Regions from separate parts of the Homo sapiens genome. Here region 1 is linked to region 2. A link is an interaction called in ENCODE POLR2A ChIA-PET data of the cell type or tissue named here. Cell type or tissue: PC-9. All regions are shown on one strand. Each heading gives the region's core, and the rest is flanking DNA. Links, peaks and the distances in the headings are about the cores only.

The links. Peaks named below come from ENCODE experiments on the same cell type or tissue, not always from the same donor. Only the 100,000 strongest peaks of a DNase experiment are listed, where the experiment ranks them.
Region 1: POLR2A ChIA-PET joins it to region 2 with 10 read pairs; 3 of 35 experiments call an interaction of 5 or more read pairs at or near these places.

Annotation. Positions count from the first base shown.
Region 1 is chr11:34,803,714-34,806,634 of GRCh38, forward strand. The region is part of intron 6 of LOC102723568 (a long non-coding RNA gene); the gene reads left to right. Among named protein-coding and RNA genes, the nearest start is that of APIP, 110 kb to the right of the region's middle. In PC-9, for the core only: no CTCF peak of the experiment used is centred there; no DNase peak of the experiment used is centred there.
Region 2 is chr11:34,749,292-34,752,212 of GRCh38, forward strand. All of the region lies in intron 5 of LOC102723568 (a long non-coding RNA gene), which reads left to right. Among named protein-coding and RNA genes, the nearest start is that of EHF, 130 kb to the left of the region's middle. In PC-9, for the core only: no CTCF peak of the experiment used is centred there; DNase peaks (open chromatin) are centred at 580 and 1,180; H3K27ac peaks cover 610 bases.

The sequences.
Region 1 (2,921 bases), core at 243-2,742, 55 kb after region 2:
GGTTCTATATGAATTTTAGTATTGTTTTTCCTAATTATGTGAAAATTGCATTGGTAATTTGATAGGTATTGCATTGAATCTGTAGATTTCCTTGGGAAGTATGGTCATTTTAACATTAATTCTTCCAGTCCATGCTTATGAGATGTTTTTCCACTTGTGTCTATCATGTGTGATTTCTTTCATCAGTGTTATATAGTTCTCCTTGTAGATATCTTTTACCTCTTTGGTTAAACATATTCCTAGGTATTTTTTATGGCTATTGAAATGGGATTGAGTTATGGATTTTATTCTCAACTTGAACATTATTGATTCATAGAAGTGATACTGATTTTTGCACATTCATTTCATATCCTGCAACCTTACCGAGGTCATTTATCAAGTCTAGGATTCTTTTGGCAGCATCTTTAGGGTTTTCTAGAATAAAGAGCATGTCATTAATGAACAGGAATAATTTTACTTACTCTTTTCCAATTTGAATGACTTTTATTTCTTTCTCTTGCCTGATAGCTCTGGCTAAGACTTCCAGTAATATGTTGAATAGAAATGATGAAAGTAAGCATCTTTGTTTTATTGTAGCTCTTAGGGGGAATGCTCTCAACTTTTCTCCATTCAGTGTGGCATTGGCTGTGCATTAGTCATAGACAGCTCTTATTATTTTGAAGTAAGTTCCTTCAATGCCTAGTTTATTGAGGGTTTTGAACATGAAGGGATATTGAACTTTATTGAATGCCTTTTCTGCATCAATTGAAATGATTATGTGGTTTTTGTTTTTAGTTCTGTTTATATGATGAATCACATTTATTGATTTACCTATGTTGAACCAGCCTTGTGTCTCAGAGATAAAACTTATTTGATCATAGAGGATTAGTTTTTTAATGTGCTGCTGGATTCAGTTTGCTAGTATTTTGTTAAGAATTTTTGCAACTATGTTTGTCAGGGATATTGGTCTGTAACTTTGCTTTTGTTGTTGTGCTCTTGCCTAATTTTGCTATAGGGGGTGATAGTGGTTTCATAGAATGAGTTAGAGAGGAATCTTTATCCTTGATTTTTGGGAACAATTTTAGTAAGATTGCTGCCAGCTCTTTTTATATGTCTAGTAAAATTTGGCTATGAATCTGTCTGGTCCTGGGCTTGTTGTTGTTGTTGTCAGGAGATTTTAAATTACTGATTCAGTTTGACTACTCATTATTGATCTGTTCAGCATTTCTATTTATTCCTGGCTCAATCTTGGGTCATTGTATGTTTCTAGGAATTTATCACTTCCTATAGGTTTTTATAGTTTGTGTGCATAGAAATGCTCAGAGTAATCACTGATGATCTTTTGAATTTCTGTAGTATTAGTTGTAATGTTACCTTAATCATTTCTGGTTGTGCTTGTTAATAGCTTCTTTCTTTTTTCCTTGGTTAATCTTGCTAGTGGTCTATCAATTTTTTTATCCTTTCAAATAATCAACTTTTCATTTCATTGATCCTTTGTGTCTTTTTTTTGTCTCAATTCATTGAATTCTGCTCTGATCTTTGTCCTTTCTTTTCTTCTGCTAGTTTGGGGTTTGATTTGTTCTTGTTCATCTGATTCCTTGAGGCATGACATTAGGTTGTTAATTTGAGATCTTTTTATCTTTTTGATGTAGGCATTTAACACCATAAACTTGCCTATAAGCACTGCTTTTGCTGTATGCCATTACGGTCACAATTAAAAATAGAAATAAACAAAGAATCTATTCAACCATGTAAACACAAATAAAAAGCCATATCCATCATCATTTATTGGGTAATATGCATTGATTATAATTGATTATAATAAATCAGCATGTAATATATTCCAGACACAATGCTAAGTGCTTTACTTACATTTTACAGAAAAGGGTGTCGGGACAGAAAGTTTATATCATAATGTTTAGTTAGGGTTTTCCACAAACCTGAGACATTTCTGGTGCTTCACCTACGTTCCCTCACTTAATCCTCATGAGGGAAATATTGTATCAATTACATTTTCAAATGAAGACAACAAGGCTCAGAGGGGATCATCAATTAAGTCTGAAGAACTAGTTTAAAGAGAAGCCCACTTGAATCTCTAAACAAGGAGGCAGAACTAGTGATATTCTTAAAGAACACTTTTCAGCTTATCACTATTCTGGGTCAAAAGAGATGATCTTTCTTTAAATTTGTTCTTTCCCCTTAACTCTGTTGCCCTTTGCTTGGCTACTATATGTAAAGAATGTAGTGAAGTCAGTGGTTTATTCATTCCCACAGCTAGTGCTTACTGAGGACCTACTCTGCTAGCTGCTGGGGACTCTGTGATTGAAGATCTGCTCCCTGTCCTAGCGTTGTAATAGTATATTAGTAGGCTAAAAGATAACAGCCATTTCCCGTATAGCATTTGTCCATATGTATAATCTCTTCAGCTGCATCCTGAGAGAGGTTTCACTGGTATCATATCTCAGCCTCAAGGCACTGACCACGTGAGCTCTTCCTTTACAGCTAATTGATCCAAGTGGCCCTGACTAGGTCTCTAACCAAGAGAAGGCTCTTTGGAGATAGAACATTTTCAACAAGCGAAAACACAGAAAATCATGACACATTGAAACTTGCAGTGGAGGCTTGGATCATTTAATTTTTCTCTACTTCTACGAAAGATTTTTTTAACATTTCCAGATTAAAGTGGTTCACCTGAGTGCCCTGATTCATATACATACATTCACATACAAGTCAGGAGAGCAGGGCAAGATTCCAGTCAACCTGGAAATGTTGAAAAACATCAGATTTTACATAAAAGATATGTGTATTTTCTCCAAATCTACATGTGGTCATTCAAACATCAAACCAGAAGCTCTGGGAGTCTCACTGAATTCTCGGTTTGCCTTGAAAAGTCATGTGACCTTGACAGCACTATTCATCAGCACTAGCTTCAGTTTGGCCTT
Region 2 (2,921 bases), core at 152-2,651:
TGGGAGTTTAAGGCAAGGATTCTCTCAAGGTAGAGAAAGCTCTGAGTCCCATTTAGCCCTATTGTTGGGGATCACTTGGAAGGAATTGGTGGGGAGAAAAGCCTGTCCTTTATCGTTGCCTTCTGGGGGTCTAATACCATGACAACCTGGCCTGAGCCATGAATCCTGGGCTCTCAAATTAGTGCATTCTCAACTCACTGCATCCTGATCTTGACTAAGTGCATCCTGTTCCTCTCTTTGGAGTTTCCTGGCTAAGGATACCTCTATGTTGATGGGCAGGGCCAGGCCCGTCTTGAACCAGGGGCTGAAACTTGCTCAGCTCTGTAGATGCTCCTGCCTGTGACTCTTGTCCTGATCCCTGCAATAAGAATACAGTCATGACGTTTCAGTCAATGAGGGACTGTGTATATGATGGTGGTCTCATAAGATTATAATACTGCATTTTTATTGTACTGCTTCTATGTTTAGATATACTTAGATACACAAATACTTACCATTGTGTTACAATTGCCTACAGTATCCCATAAAGCAACATGCTGTCCAGGTTTGTAGCCTAGCAGCAATGGGCTATACCATATAACTTAGGTGTGTAGTAGGTTATACCATCTAGGTTTGTGTAAGTACACTTTATGATGTGTGTAAATGACAAAATCACATAACTACACATTTCTTAAAACAAATCCTCGTTATTAAGTGACACTTGACTGTACTTATCTCTAAGTCGTTCCTACTTTGCCAGGATTATGGAGGCTATGATTGTAGGGGAGTCAAACCCAGCTTCACTGGGACTTTCCACGCAGGACTTTTCCTCCCCTCTCGTCTAGCCTCACCCCATTGTGGTGCAACCCTGTCCTAATGGGTCACCAGACTGGTGAAACCTGAACAGTTGGAAGCCAAAGGAAGCACTTGATGATAAGAAGGGGGGGTCGGTGAGCAAGTGGGGGCTTTGGAAGGGGACCTGGGAAGGGTGGAGAGGGAAGGGAGAGGCACTGGGGCCATTTATTTTCAAAGAGAGATGGATTTTAGATGTCAACTTCATTGTTTTTATCATAGTGAAATCTTTATGAAGTTGAGGTGAACGAAGCCCTGTATGCATTGTTATGCTATTTGGTTTTGATAAAAAATTGCATTGTACAAGATGTTCCCTGGCTACATAAAACCTCACTGCACAGCTAATGGTGGCAGCGAGCCACACCACAAGTTGTGCAATGCCATGGCAGGGAAAACAGAGCTGCTTCCCAGGGATTAAGGCTGGTATTTCAATTTGAACTTTAAGAAAGAGCTTGAAGGACCAAGAAAGAAAAAAAGAGAGAGGAGAAAAGGGAGAATGCAAAGAAGGAATAAAGAAATATAGAAGAAAGGAATCTAGGAAAGAATGAAAAAGGTAGACAAAATAAGGAGAATGATACCATTTAATGGGGGAAAATTCTCTTTGCAAAATAGGCAAAAGGAATAGGTTCTGAAAGAGAAGAAATTTTTTTTGTTTCTTTTGCTACATTCTTTTCTATCTATCTTTGTTCCAAAACTTCACTATATCTGTAAGCGAACTCTTTTCTCTTCATGTTTCCACTTAATACTAGGAGCCAAAGTGTCTGTGGTGCTTTTCCCAACTTTGTAGGTAGCCAAGATAGTCTAGCTATGCTCTTGTATTAGCTCCAAGCCTTAGACTTTTCCCTCACATAAATCTAAACTGGAACTCTGGGTCTTTGTTTATCAGCAGCCTCCATAAGACATTAGGAGAAGGGAAGACCACTTTCTTCTCCTCACTTTCCTTTCTTTTTGGCTCCTTGGAAGCAAAGGCTCTTTGAGAAGAGACCTTGGAGGCAAGGTGGTATAAGTGGAAGGAGTATGAATTTGTAATCAGAGGGGTAAATATCTAAATTCCACACTGGGTTGTGAAAAAGTTAAAAAGCATCTGGCACATTTTAGACATTTGATAACTCTTGATTCCCTTGTTGACAACTCATCTCTCCTTACTGAATATTGTGGGTCCTCATCTTATAAACAACAAATTTATTTCTTAATCTTGTGCCTGAGCAATGAATGTGCAGACAGTGAAAAATCTGGTCCTGTTATGAAGAAAAATTCAATCAAGGTATCAGAATTTAAACAAATGCCTTCCATTTAGTGCTGCCTCTAAGGAGTATGACCTGATACAGAAAGAAATCAATCCAAGTGTTGTAGAGTCCCAGGAAAACCCTAGAGAAGTGTTTCCAGACCCATCGCAGGCAACAGAGCTGTGGCCGGCCGGTGTGAATAGTGGGCAATGGAGTTAGGACTTGGTGAGTTGTTCTTCTGTTGCCACCAACAATTGTGCAGCATCTGATGTCCTTTTGTCCTGAGCAGGTCAGCATTTGCTCAAAGAGAACTGTTCTAGGACTCCCAGCTTCTTCTCTCATGGAGTTCACCACTCTGTACCCTACATTCCCACCACCCCAACCAAAGTGCACTTGCCAGATTATACAAGGCTATTGCACACACTCAGGCCTTTGTGCATCCTGCTGTCTCTGCATGCTGTTTCCTTCTTCAGCACCTTGATTTGATGAACATCTACTCATCTGCCATGACCTGAGTGTAGCCTCAGCTCTTCCGTGTAGGCTTTCCTGACTGCTCTCTGGAAGAACCCACTATGCCCTTCTTTGGCCCCTAATGTATCCTCAACAGACTTCTATCATATCCCCTGTGCCTCCTTCCATTCACCTGGCAATTTTTGGAACTTAAGGACAATGCCTGATTATTTTATTTAATTTTATTTTATTTTTGAGATGGAGTCTTGCTCTGCTGGGGTTGGAGCGCAGTGGTGCAATCTTGGCTCACTGCAACCTCCACCTCCCAGGTTCCAGCGATTCTTCTGCCTCAGCCTCACAAGTAGCTGGGATTATAGGCACGTGCCACCAAGCCCTTTTTGTTTTATTGGTAGA